Linked DNA regions of Homo sapiens: regions 2 and 3 are each linked to region 1. Evidence: read pairs that join two places in POLR2A ChIA-PET (ENCODE). Cell type or tissue: A673. All regions are shown on one strand.

The links. ChIA-PET counts read pairs that join two places held together with the same protein. Peaks named below come from ENCODE experiments on the same cell type or tissue, not always from the same donor. Only the 100,000 strongest peaks of a DNase experiment are listed, where the experiment ranks them.
Region 2: POLR2A ChIA-PET joins it to region 1 with 6 read pairs; 6 of 35 experiments call an interaction of 5 or more read pairs at or near these places.
Region 3: POLR2A ChIA-PET joins it to region 1 with 5 read pairs; 2 of 35 experiments call an interaction of 5 or more read pairs at or near these places.

What each region holds. Positions count from the first base shown.
Region 1 is chr2:151,327,693-151,331,692 of GRCh38, reverse strand. No RefSeq gene overlaps it. Among named protein-coding and RNA genes, the nearest start is that of TNFAIP6, 28 kb to the left of the region's middle. In A673, no CTCF peak of the experiment used is centred here; DNase peaks (open chromatin) are centred at 1,852, 2,182 and 2,652; H3K4me3 peaks cover 1,825 bases; H3K27ac peaks cover 4,000 bases.
Region 2 is chr2:151,422,881-151,426,880 of GRCh38, reverse strand. RIF1 (replication timing regulatory factor 1) reads right to left here. Exons shown (of 36, transcript NM_018151.5): 8 at 3,839-3,931. Among named protein-coding and RNA genes, the nearest start is that of RIF1, 15 kb to the right of the region's middle. In A673, no CTCF peak of the experiment used is centred here; no DNase peak of the experiment used is centred here.
Region 3 is chr2:151,447,062-151,451,061 of GRCh38, reverse strand. All of the region lies in intron 20 of RIF1 (replication timing regulatory factor 1), which reads right to left. Among named protein-coding and RNA genes, the nearest start is that of RIF1, 39 kb to the right of the region's middle. In A673, no CTCF peak of the experiment used is centred here; no DNase peak of the experiment used is centred here; H3K27ac peaks cover 471 bases.

The DNA of each region.
Region 1 (4,000 bases):
AGAGTGCTTAGATGGTACCAAAAACACTATTCATAAAGGGAAAAATTAATAAATTGGACCTCATCGAAAGTTTTAAAACCTTTGCTCTCTGAAAGATCCTGTTAACAGGATGAAAAGACAAGCTACAGACTAGGAGAAAGCTTTGAAATCCATATAGTTAACAAAGGACTAGTATCTGGAATACATAAAGAATACTCAAAATGCAACAGCAAAATAACAAACAATCCAATCAGAAAATGGGCAAAACCCATAGACTGTATACACTAAAGAGGTGTACAGACAGCAAATGAAAAGATATTCAACATCATTAGCCATTAGAGAAATGCAAAATTAAAATCATGATGAGATATCACTATCAGAAGGGCTAAAATTAAAAACAATGACAATAACAAATGCAGATGAGAATGCGGATAAACTGAATCACTCATATACTGCTGGAGGGAGTATCAAATGGTTAGTCAATTCTAAAAAAACAGTTTGGCAGTTTCCTAAACTAAAGAGGCAAAAGACAGTTCTTAGAATGGGAGAAAAAACTTACAAACCATGTATCTGATAAGGGTCTAGTATCCAGAATATAAAGGACTCATAATAAAAATTGAAAAATTGGCACAGGATCTGAATAGACATTTCTACAAAGAAGATATTCAGATGGTCAATGAGTGTGTGAAAAGATACTCAACACCATTGGTCATCAGGGAAATGCAAATCAAAAGTAGTTCATGCCCACTAGGATTGATAGAATAAAAAATCAGATAATAACAAGTGCTGGTGAGAATATGGAGAAGTTGGAAACTTCATCCACTGGTGATGAGAATGTCAAATGGTGAAGTCACTCTGAAAAACAGTCTGGCAAGGATCCTTGTGGTGAAGTGTTACCATTGAGGAAACTGGGTAAAGGGCACATAGGAACTCAGAACAATTTCTTTCAATTGCATGTGAATCTATAATTATTTCAAAATTTAAAAGTTTAATTAAAGAACAAAAAACAACAGGCACAAAGAGGCTTAGGAATTTCGTTTAATACCTAACAGAAAAATCAATAATTAAAAAATTATGGTAGATATCTTCAAGTCAACTCTATATCAAAAAATGTTCCTTCTTAGAAAGGAAACACCTTTTTAAACAGCCTTGGCTTTTTAAAATTTAATTTTTATACTTATCAGAGTTTAAAAAGTCAGATAGTTCTAGAAGACTGAAAATATGGTAACTTGCTAGACTTCTCAACTGCTGCCTCATAATTTCCACTTTCAAAGTCAAACATTTTACATTATTTCAGAAGTTTCTTCAGGTATTTGGCTCTGTTTTTCTATAATAATATGCTTATAGTGCTATTTCTTATTTTTTCATTTTAGACACCATTCATTTTCAACTATTTTGTGTATCATAAAAGATGAGGATTTAGCTCTCTTATCTCCTGCCTACCATCTCTATACTTTCCTACTCCCATCCTCCCAATATGGTTCTATCAGAAATGTAAAGAATATTAAGTGCTTATATTATCATGACTATGCAAATATTATTCTTAGCCGAGTGTACTATGATTAAATATTAATTCTTGCACAAGTCTTTGTTTTTCTCTGGAAGTGATAATTGCCTTTTCCCTCCTATTTACTTAGTTTTCTATGCACTTGTTCCTAATTCAGCTCCAAACTGTTTACAGAATTATAAAACTGCATTCAATATTTGAACTTGATTGGTTTGCATGAGAATACAATTCTATATTGTTAATCATTTTTCCTTAAAACTGTAAAAGCTTATTCCAACATCCAATTTCATTGAAAAGACTGTTGTCTTTATGGTCTGTAATATTTTGTATGTGACCTATTTTTTTGTCTCTTTCTCTGGAAGCTTTTTGGATCCCTTCCTTCCTTCCTTCCTTCCTTCCTTCCTTCCTTTTCTTTCTTCTTTTTTTTTGAGCCTCCAGTTTAATAGTTTCCAGTTTAATAGTTAATATTCAGCCTCCAGTTTAATAGTTTCTTGTTCCTTTGTTCTTAAATGCTATATATATTCTCTTATCCTTGTTAGAATATTAATTATAAGTTTTAAAAACATATTCATCCGTTCCTTGCGTTATTGTGCACCCACATATTTGTTTATCTCCCTCTTCCAAGCAAGAAGCTTTTATCAAATGTTGGATGATCCTTGACAACTGGAAGCTCTGTATGTATGAGGTCTGACAAGTAGGGAGTTTATAGCAGAGTGATTGTTCAGGTATCTGTTTTTTTTTTTTTTCTGGGCAGTAGCTGTTGGCCTTCTTTTCTGGGGCTGGTCACTCTCTCCAGAAAGGAATCCTCCACTTTCATCTCAGGATGGTGGTGATGGAATGATCTGGGTGCTGAGGTTGGTAAGTCTCATTGTTCAGAATGCAGATTTGTACTTGATCTCTGTGTTGCCAGTAAGTTACCTCAATCATGCCTGCATACCTGCTATCCTTGAGTCTAGAGATTTTTCTGGTTTAACCTCCCCTGAAAATAATGTCAAGCCTTCTGCAGAAGAAGGAGGGTCAGTTGCCTGGCTGTGCAGGTTATGAGGAGATGTACTGGTTGAACTGCTTTTATGCAAGACATCAGCCAGTCCTCCCGATTTTAGCCTCATCTGCTTCCCATATTCAGAGACAACTTGTGGCTCTAATTTCTGGGCCTTTGAAGGACTTGGTAGCCCAATCTATGTGCTTCTTGGCATCCCTCATCCTCACCCCTACTGCAATCATTTAGTTTCAGCTTCCGCTAGTCTGCTAAATCAGTTATCATAAGTCTGTTTTGTTGACATCTCTTGGTGGCTATTATTTCTTCTCCCATTCTCTCTGTGCCTATTACTTTTTGAAGTTTTCTTTTTCTCTTTTTTTTTTTTTTTTTTAGGACGAGTCCCGCTCTGTTGCCATACTGGAGTGCAGTGGTGTGATCTCGGCTCACTGCAACCTCCGCCTCCTAGGTTCAAGCGATTCTCCTGCCTCAGCCTCCCAAATAGCTGGGATTACAGGCACCTGCCACCATGCCCGGCTAATTTTTGTTTTTAGTAGAGATGGGTTTTCACATGTTGGCCAGGCTGGTCTCGAGCTCCTGACCTCAGATGATCCACCTGCCTCAGCCTCCCAAAATACTGGGATTCCAGGCATGAGCCACCGCGCCTGGCCTAATTTTTGAACTTTTCTTTCTTTCTTTTTTTTTTTTTTATACAAGGTCTTGCTCTGTTACTCAGGCTGGAGTGCAATGATGTGATCATAGTTTGCATAGTTCACTGCAGCCTTGAACTCCTGGGCTCAAGTGATCCTTCTACCTCTGCCTCCTGAGTAGCTGGAACCATGCCTTGCTAATTAATTAATTAATTAATTTTTTTTTTTTTTTGGTAGAGACAGAGTCTCACAGTGATGCCCAGGTTGGTCTCCAACTCCTGGCCTCAAGTTATCCTCCTGCCTCAGCCTCCCAAAATATTGGGATAACAGGCATGAACCACTGCACCCGGCCTCCATTTTACATTTCTTTACCAACAATTTGGTGAGATTTTGGGTGGCAGTGAGGGTGAACAGGTGTTTTACTTTGCCGTATTTGAATGGCAGTCTAAATTTTTTTTCTTTTTTTAGACAGGGTTTCACTCTGTTGCCTAGACTGGAGTGCAGTGGTGTGATCTATGCTCACTGTAACTTCTGCCTCACGGGATCAAGTGATCCCCCCTCCTAAGCTTCCCTAGTAGCTAGGACTGCAGGCACACGCCACCATGCCTGGCTAATTTTTGTATTATGTTGTAGAGATTGAGTTTTGCCATGTTGCCTAGGCTGGTCTCCAATTCCTGGGCTCAAGTGATCCGCCTACCTCTGCCTCTCAAAGTGCTGAGATTACAGGCTTGAGCCATTGCACCTGATCTGCAAACTTCTTGCATTCTAATATAAACGGTGGTTGCTTCCAAAGGGTAAGTCTTATGGAGTATCCGCGTACTCAGGGAGTAAGAAAATAATGCCAGCACTGTCCACTGTATGTTCTATTCTTCTTTAGTAGGAATTTTC
Region 2 (4,000 bases), 95 kb before region 1:
TAGGTCATGAGTTTGAGACCAGCCTGGCCAACATGGTAAAACCCCATCTCTACTAAAAATACAAAAATCAGCTAGGCATGGTGGCAGGCACCTATAATCCCAGCTACTCGGGAGGCCGAGGCAGGAGAATCACTTGAACCCGGGAGGCTGAGGTTGCAGTGAGCCAATATAGCCAGGACAACAGAGCGAGACTCTGTCTTAAAAAAAAAACAAAAAAAAAACCCTAAATAAATGGAAAGACATCTGTGTTCATGGGTAGAAAGACTTAACATCAATGAAATGCTAACTACTCAAGGCATTATATGCAGATTCATCACAATCCCTACCATGATTCCAACTGTCTTTTTCACAGATAAAGAAGTCGATCGTCAAATTCACACGGAATTGCAGTCTCAAAAAGCCAAAACAGCCAGGCGTGGTGGCTCACACGTGTAATGCCAGCACTTTGGGAGGCCAAGGCGGGAGGATTACAAGGTCAGGAGTTCGAGACCAGCCTGGCCAATATGGTGAAACACTGTCTCTACTAAAAATACAAAAATTTAGCTGGGCGTGGTGGCGTGCGCCTGCAGTCTCAGCTACTCGGGAGGCTGAGGCAGGAGAATCGCTTGGACCCAGGAGGCAGAGGTTGCAGTGAGCTGAGATCACGCCACTGCACTCCAGCCTGGGCGACACGGACAGTCTCCAGCTCAAAAAAAAAAAAAAAAAAAAAAAATTAAAAGCCAAAACAATCCTGAAAAATAATAAAACCAGACAAACTGACTGCCAAACTTAGCATAAAGCTATAGTAATTAATACATATGATAATGGCATAAGGACAGCCATACAGACCACAAGAATAGAATACTGAGCTTGGATATAAATCTTTACACCTATGTTCAATTGATTTTCAAAAGGGTACCACAGGCCAGGCGCGGTGGCTCACGCCTGCAATCCCAGCACTTTGGGAGGTCGAGGCGGGTGGATCTCTAGAGCTCAGAAGTTCGAGACCAGCCTGGCCAACGTGGTAAAACCCCTTCTCTAATAAAAATACAGAAAAGAAAAAAAAAATGTGCCGAGCATGGTAGTGCGCGCCTGTAATCCCAGCTACTTGGGAGACTGAGGCAGGAGAATTGCTTGAACCCAGGAGACAGAGGTTGCAGTGAGCCGAGATCATGCCACTGCACTCCAGCCTAGGCAACAGAGTAAGACTCTGTCTCACAAAAAAAAAAAAAAAAAAAAAAGGGTACCACAAGGATTTAATAAAAACAACCTCTTCAGTAAAAGATATTGAGGAATCTGAACATCTGCATGCAAAAGGATGAACGTGGACTCTCACCTTACACCATATCCAAATATTCACTCAAAATGGTTCAAAGATCTACATTCAAGATCTAAAACTGGAAAATTCTTAGACGAAAGCATTGGGAAACAAAAATGACACTGGATTTGGCAACAACTTCATGAATATGATGTCAAGTACTAGCAATAACAAAAAATATATATATTATACTTCACCAAAATTAAAAACTCTGCAATGGATATTACCAAGAAAGCAAAAGAGAACCTACAGAACGGAATTAAATATTTGCAAATCACAAAACTAAGGGATGCATATCCAAAACATATAAAGAACTACAACTCAACAACAAAAATTCAAACCTACTCAAAAATGGGCCAAGGACTTAGACATTTCTCCACAGACAATGAAACAAACAGCCAAGAACCAAGTGAAAAGATGTTCAACATCACTAGTAATCAGAGAAATGCAAATCTATACCAAATCAATCCCACTTCACATTCACTAGGATGGCTATCAAAAAAAGGAAAATAAAAAGTGTTGGTGAGGATATTATGGAAGCGGAACCCCAGTGCATTACTGGTGGGAATGTAAAATGGGGCAGCTGCTACAGAAGAGTTTGGTGCTGGCTGGTTCAAGTGGCTCATGCCTGTAATCCAACAATTTTGGAGGCTGAGGCAGGCGGATCACTTGAGTTAGAGACCAGCCTGAGCAGCACGGCAAAACCCAGTCTCTACAAAAAATATGGAAAAAAAAAAAAAAAAAAAAAAAAAAAAAAATCAGCCGGGCTGGGTGGTAGTCCCAGGTAATTGGGAGGCTGAGATGGAAGGATGGTTTGAGACTGGGAGACAGAGGTTGCAGTGAGCGAGGTTGTGCCACTGCACTCCAGCCTGGGTGATAGATAGAGCCAGACCTTGTCTCAAAAAAAGAGTTTGGAGCTTTCTCAAAAAGTTAAGCATAGAACTACTACATAACCCAGCAATTCCACTCTTAAGCATATACCCAAAAAACTGAAAGCAGGAACTCCAACAGATTTGTACACTGGTGTTTACAGCAACATTATTCACAATAGCCAAAAGGTAGAAACAACCTAAATGTCTCTCAACAGATAAACAAAATGTGTTATATACATACAATTACTCAGCCATAAGAATCCAACTTTAATATATGTTATGACATGGATAAATCTTAAAAACTTTATGCTTCCAGGCACGGTGGCTCACGCCTATAATCCCACCACTTTGGGAGGCCGAGGTGGGCAGATAACAAGGTCAGGAGATCGAGACCATCCTGGTCAACATGGTGAAATCCTATCTCTACTAAAAACACAAAAATTAGCCGGACATACTGGCACATGCCTGTAGTCCCAGCTACTCAGGAGGCTGAGGCAGGAGAATTGCATGAACCCGGGAGGCAGAGGTTGCAGTGAACCAAGATCACGCCATTGTACTCCAGCCTGGGTGACAAGAGCGAAACTCCGTCTCAGAGAAAAATAAAAAAACTTTATGCTTAGTGAAATAAGCCAGACACGGAAGGGCATATATGTTATAATTTCACTTTTATGAGGTACCTAGAATAAGCAAATTCAGAGACAGGAAGTAGAACAGACATTACCAAAGGGTGATGTCTGGGTGCAGGAGGAGGGCAGAGGAAGTTTACTCTTTAATGGGTACAGTTTTTGTTAGGGATGATGCACAGGTTTTGGGTATAGATAGTGGTGATGCTTACAACATTATGAATAGATTTAATGCCACTGACTTGTTCATTTACAAATGGTTAGAACATGTATATTTACCACAATAAAAGCAGCACACCCCCTACCACCCAAAACCTGGCTTAATCATTGAACATACAGTTGATTCTCTCTCATTATTCATAGTAGTTATGGTTTTCTATTATATAAAGTAGCCTTGAACACTAAATTGGCAAATACTGAGTGATCACTCCCATGGGAAATACAGGGTTAGGTTCTCTGGACACAACACTTTTGTCAGCTGTTCAATATATAACCTGCTTAACGTCTATTAGAAGATATTTTATACAAATGAATCACTAACATCAAACTCACAGCCAGTAGCTCTATAAATCATGCCTGAACAAAGTTTATTTTCACCATTGGGTATATCACAGCCTTCCTTTGCTTAGGAACACAAACTAGAAAGCACCTGGACCCAAGCTTTAGGTTCCAAATTTAAACAGTGAAACCACCAGGAAAAGCACAGAAAAGTGAAAAATGTGGCATTACATGGATTATAAAAAGGACACCTGTTTAAGGTATGAGAACTAAAACAAAAAGGCAGAGCGTAACCTTGCTTGACCTCAGCTGGAAACATGCACGTTGTGTGACTCCAATTCTTTGCCACTTTGGGTGTCTACAAATGAAAGCAAAAGCAATGCAAGTACTGGTTTCAGATTTACAAATAAATTTTAGTGAGTAGGCATGAAATAATGAGCATCAGCTGTACAAAGGAAATAATGAGCATCAACTGTACAAAGAAAAGGTAAGAAAATAAAGAGTCCAGCATGTAAAAACTGTTGACTGTTCATTAACTGGGCACTTACCCTTCCAAGTAGTTTGACAAACAAAGGCCATAATTTTAACACGTAAGTCTCATTTTTACTCATAAATAGCTTCTGAAGTTCTGAGATTAATTTCTGCAAACAAAAGCAATTAATTTACCAAACAGACTCTTAGAAAAAAAAATCCAATACCAAAGTCTAGGA
Region 3 (4,000 bases), 120 kb before region 1:
CCTCAATATTTAAGAAAAATAATTCACTTTTAAGATCCCCATAAAAGCCATCATATCAACCAATAAACTGAGATTGGAAATACTAGGATCACAGATTCTCTATCAAATTCCTCTTGAAAATTATGAAGTAAAAGTTTTCACTAAACCCAGTGGAAACAAAACATAAAAAGAAGTTGCTGGCCAGGACTGGTGGCTCACGCCTGCAATCCCAGCACTTTGGGAGGCTGAGGTGGGTGGATCACCTGAGGTCTGGAGTTCGAGACCAGCCTGGCCAACATGGTGAAACCCCGTCTCTACTAAAAACACAAAAATTAGCCAGGCGTGGTGGTGAATGCTTGTAATCCCAGCTACTCGGGAGGCTGGGGCAGGAGAACTGCTTGAACCCGGGAGGCGGAGGCTGCAGTGAGCCGAGTTCACACCATTGCACGCCAGCCTGCGACAGAGCGAGGCTCCGTCAAAAAAAAAAAGAAAGAATTATTGCTCAGGATGGTGTTTTTAAAGACACATTTGACACAAATTTTCAAGAAGGTGTAATAAATTTCAAGCTAGTAGAATTTAAGAAAAAGGCAGTAACAAGGAACACATTACAATGAAAACATCAGTAGTCATTAATCTCTAATGTATAACAATATGGCATCAAAGTATTTAATAAACATGTTAATATACAGCAAATTCATAATCAGGGAGATACCTGATCCCAAGTGTCTTATAAATAAACAATTATAAAACTACATTATCACAGTTATAACACAGGATGAATTCCAAAATTAGAAGTCCTAGATGATCCTCTCTGATCACAATACAGTAAAATAAAAAATTAATGATAAAATAGCAACACATATCCATAAAAAATTCTCAAATTACAAAGCACCCTTCCAAGTTCCCTGGTGCTATTAAAAAAAAAAGGGGGGGACATCAAAGGCTGGGTGTGGTGGCTCACACCTGTAATCCCAGCACTTTGGGAGGCCAAGGCAGGCAGAATCACCTGAGGTCAGGAGTTCAAGACCAGCCTGGCCAACATGGAGAAACCCCGTCTCTACTAAAAATACAAAATTAGCCAGGCGTGGTGGCACACGCCTTTAATCCCAGCTACTAGGGAGGCTAAGGCAGGAGAATCACTTGAACCCGGAGGCAGAGGTTGCAGTGAGCCGAGATCGCACCACTGCACTCCAGCCTGGACAACAAGAGTGAAACTCGGTCTCAAAAAAAAAAAAAAAGGCATCAAAGTAGTCTATATGATCACTGATGGCAGTAATCAAAGTCTTACATGCATATGTTTGAAAAAAGCTTTAAAACAAAACCATTCAATGTATTAAAGACAAAGAAAAGTAAAAAGCTGTGTAGTAATGATCAATAAAATAAAACTACATGTTGTTTTCCTTGGTAGACTTAGATAAGCCTTTAATTACCAAGTCCAACCAAGAAAAGAGAAGACTTCAGAACAAAAAGGTTGGTGGGCTTGGCATCACGTAGTCCAACCCACTCGGGAGGTTGAAGCAGGATGACTGCTTGAACCCAGGAGGTGGAGGCTGTAGTGTGCATGGTGCCTGTGAATAGCCACTATACTCCAGCTTGGGCAACACAGCAAGACCTCATCAAGAAAGAAAGAAAAGAAAGAAAAAGAGAGAAAGAAAAAAAGAATACAACTGTAGATATGGCATTCCTTTTACACTATATAAATTGGTGAAGAACAGTTTTCTGAATCATTCTAAGAGGTCACTATTGCCATAATACAAAAATTGAACAATGAGAACTCCAATATCACTAATGAAGATATACATGCAGAAAAAAACATTAATCCTATGATAATTTAAAAGAATAGCACTGTAACCAAGAAGTGTATCCCAAAAACACATGATTCAATACAAGGAAGTATGTAAGCAACAACTTTTATGTCCTTCAGCAACAAGCAAGTATGAGGGAAGAACAGACCCATTTATAATGTTAAAAAACAGCTTAAAAACAATAATCAAGTTAGGTTAACTTTAGAAGACCTAAATAAACACAAATCCCTGGAAGGAACAATTTGATTAGAAAGACGTAAATTCTTTTCCGAATTAATCTGTGAATTCACCCTTATCAAAGCCAAGCAAAATCTCAACAGGGTATTTTGTGAAATTTGACAGACTCCAAGTTTCTTCTGGAAAAGAACAAAGGGAGAAAGCCTAACTAAGACCATTTTTTAAAGGTGATAACTGAGGGTCAACCTTCTTCCGATCAGTTATAAAAACCTGCACATTGTTTATTCAGTAGACAGATCCCAGAGATAATCACCATCATGACAGACAATGTCCCTAACCTCATGGAGTGTGGGTGAAATAACATAATAAAGTACAGAAATAAACAATTTCGAGACAGTACTAAAAAGGAAATAAGATGCTATACAACAAAAATAAACAAGCGCGATTAGGTAAGTCCTTTGGAAAAGGAAGCAGAAACCTCATGGGTAGTGTAAGGAGCTCAGATTTTTATTCCAAATCTAACAAAACACTATAATACTTCAAGAGTGACAAGATCTGATTTACATTTTTAAAGTCACTCCGACAAATACAATTAGAATTGTGCTAATAACAAGTAGAGGATATGTATATAAATCCATTTAAAACACTAAAACAATGAACATCTAACTATGGGTAGTGATTATTACTGAGGAGAAGACGTGTGAGGGGGAATTTGCTTTGTTGTTTGTAATCTTTTACAATAAGAACTGTCATTTTTGGCTGGGCGCGGCGGCTCACACCTGTAATCCCAACACTTTGGAAGGCTGAGGTGGGCTAATCACCTGAGGTCAGGAGTTCAAGACCAGCCTGGCCAACACGGTGAAACCCCCTCTCTACTAAAAATACAAAAATTAGCCAGGCATGGTGGTGCACACCTGTAGTCCCAGCTACTAGGGAGGAGAATCACTTGAACCTGGGAGGCAGAGGTCATAGTGAGCCCATATTGCACCAATGCACTCCAGCCTGGGTTGTCGTCCAACAATCACTGTGAGACTCTGTCTCAGGGGCAAGAAAAAAAAAAAGAACTGTTATTTTTACTTTCTTTTATTCCTCATTAAAATATGTGTTAGATATAAGCTATAGAGAAAACAGGCACAACAAATATCATTTCAATAATCTGCATGGAAAAACAACGGTTTCTGTGTGAAGGCCATTACCAGGATCATACACAGTAATAAATAATAGAAAAAAACAAAATGTCCTTAAAATAACAGAATTCCAGGCCAGGTGCAATGGCTCACGCCTGTAATCCTAGCACTTTGGGAGGCCAAGGTGGATCACCTCAGGTCAAGAATTCGAGACCAGCCTGGCCAACATGGTGAAACCCCATCTCTACTAAAAATACAAAATTAGCTGGGCATGATGGTGTGCAACTGTAGTCCCAGCAACTCGGGAAGCTGAGGCAGAAGAATCGCTTGAACCCAGAAGGCGGAGGCTGCAGTGAGCTGAGATCGTGCCACTGCACTCAAGCCTGCGCAGCAGAGTGAGACTCTGTCTCAAAAAATAATAAATAAATAAATAATAGAATTCCAAGTAATGGTACAACCATACTACAGAATACTAGACAGCAGTTGAAACAAATAATAGAGCTATATGGATTGACTTGAAACTGAGCCAAGACAGTGTTTTACGAAAAGTTACATAATTACTTTGGAATAAATGCAATAAGGATTTCATTGGCAAGAATACCATATATTCAAATGCATATGCAAGGATCAATATACAAATGACATGCGTAAACAGAAAGAGGTCTATTCTGGAATGACGCATATCAATCTGTTCCCAACAGCTGTCCTTTCCATGAGGAGGGAAAGAAAGAGGCCGGGCGCGGTGGCTCACGCCTGTGGTCCCAGCACTTTGGGAGGCCGAGGCGGGCGGATCACGAGGTCAGGAGATCGAGACCATCCTGGCTAACACGGTGAAACCCCGTCTCTACTAAAAATACAAAAAATTAGCCGGGCGTGGTGGCGGGCGCCTGTGGTCCCAGCTACTCGGGAGGC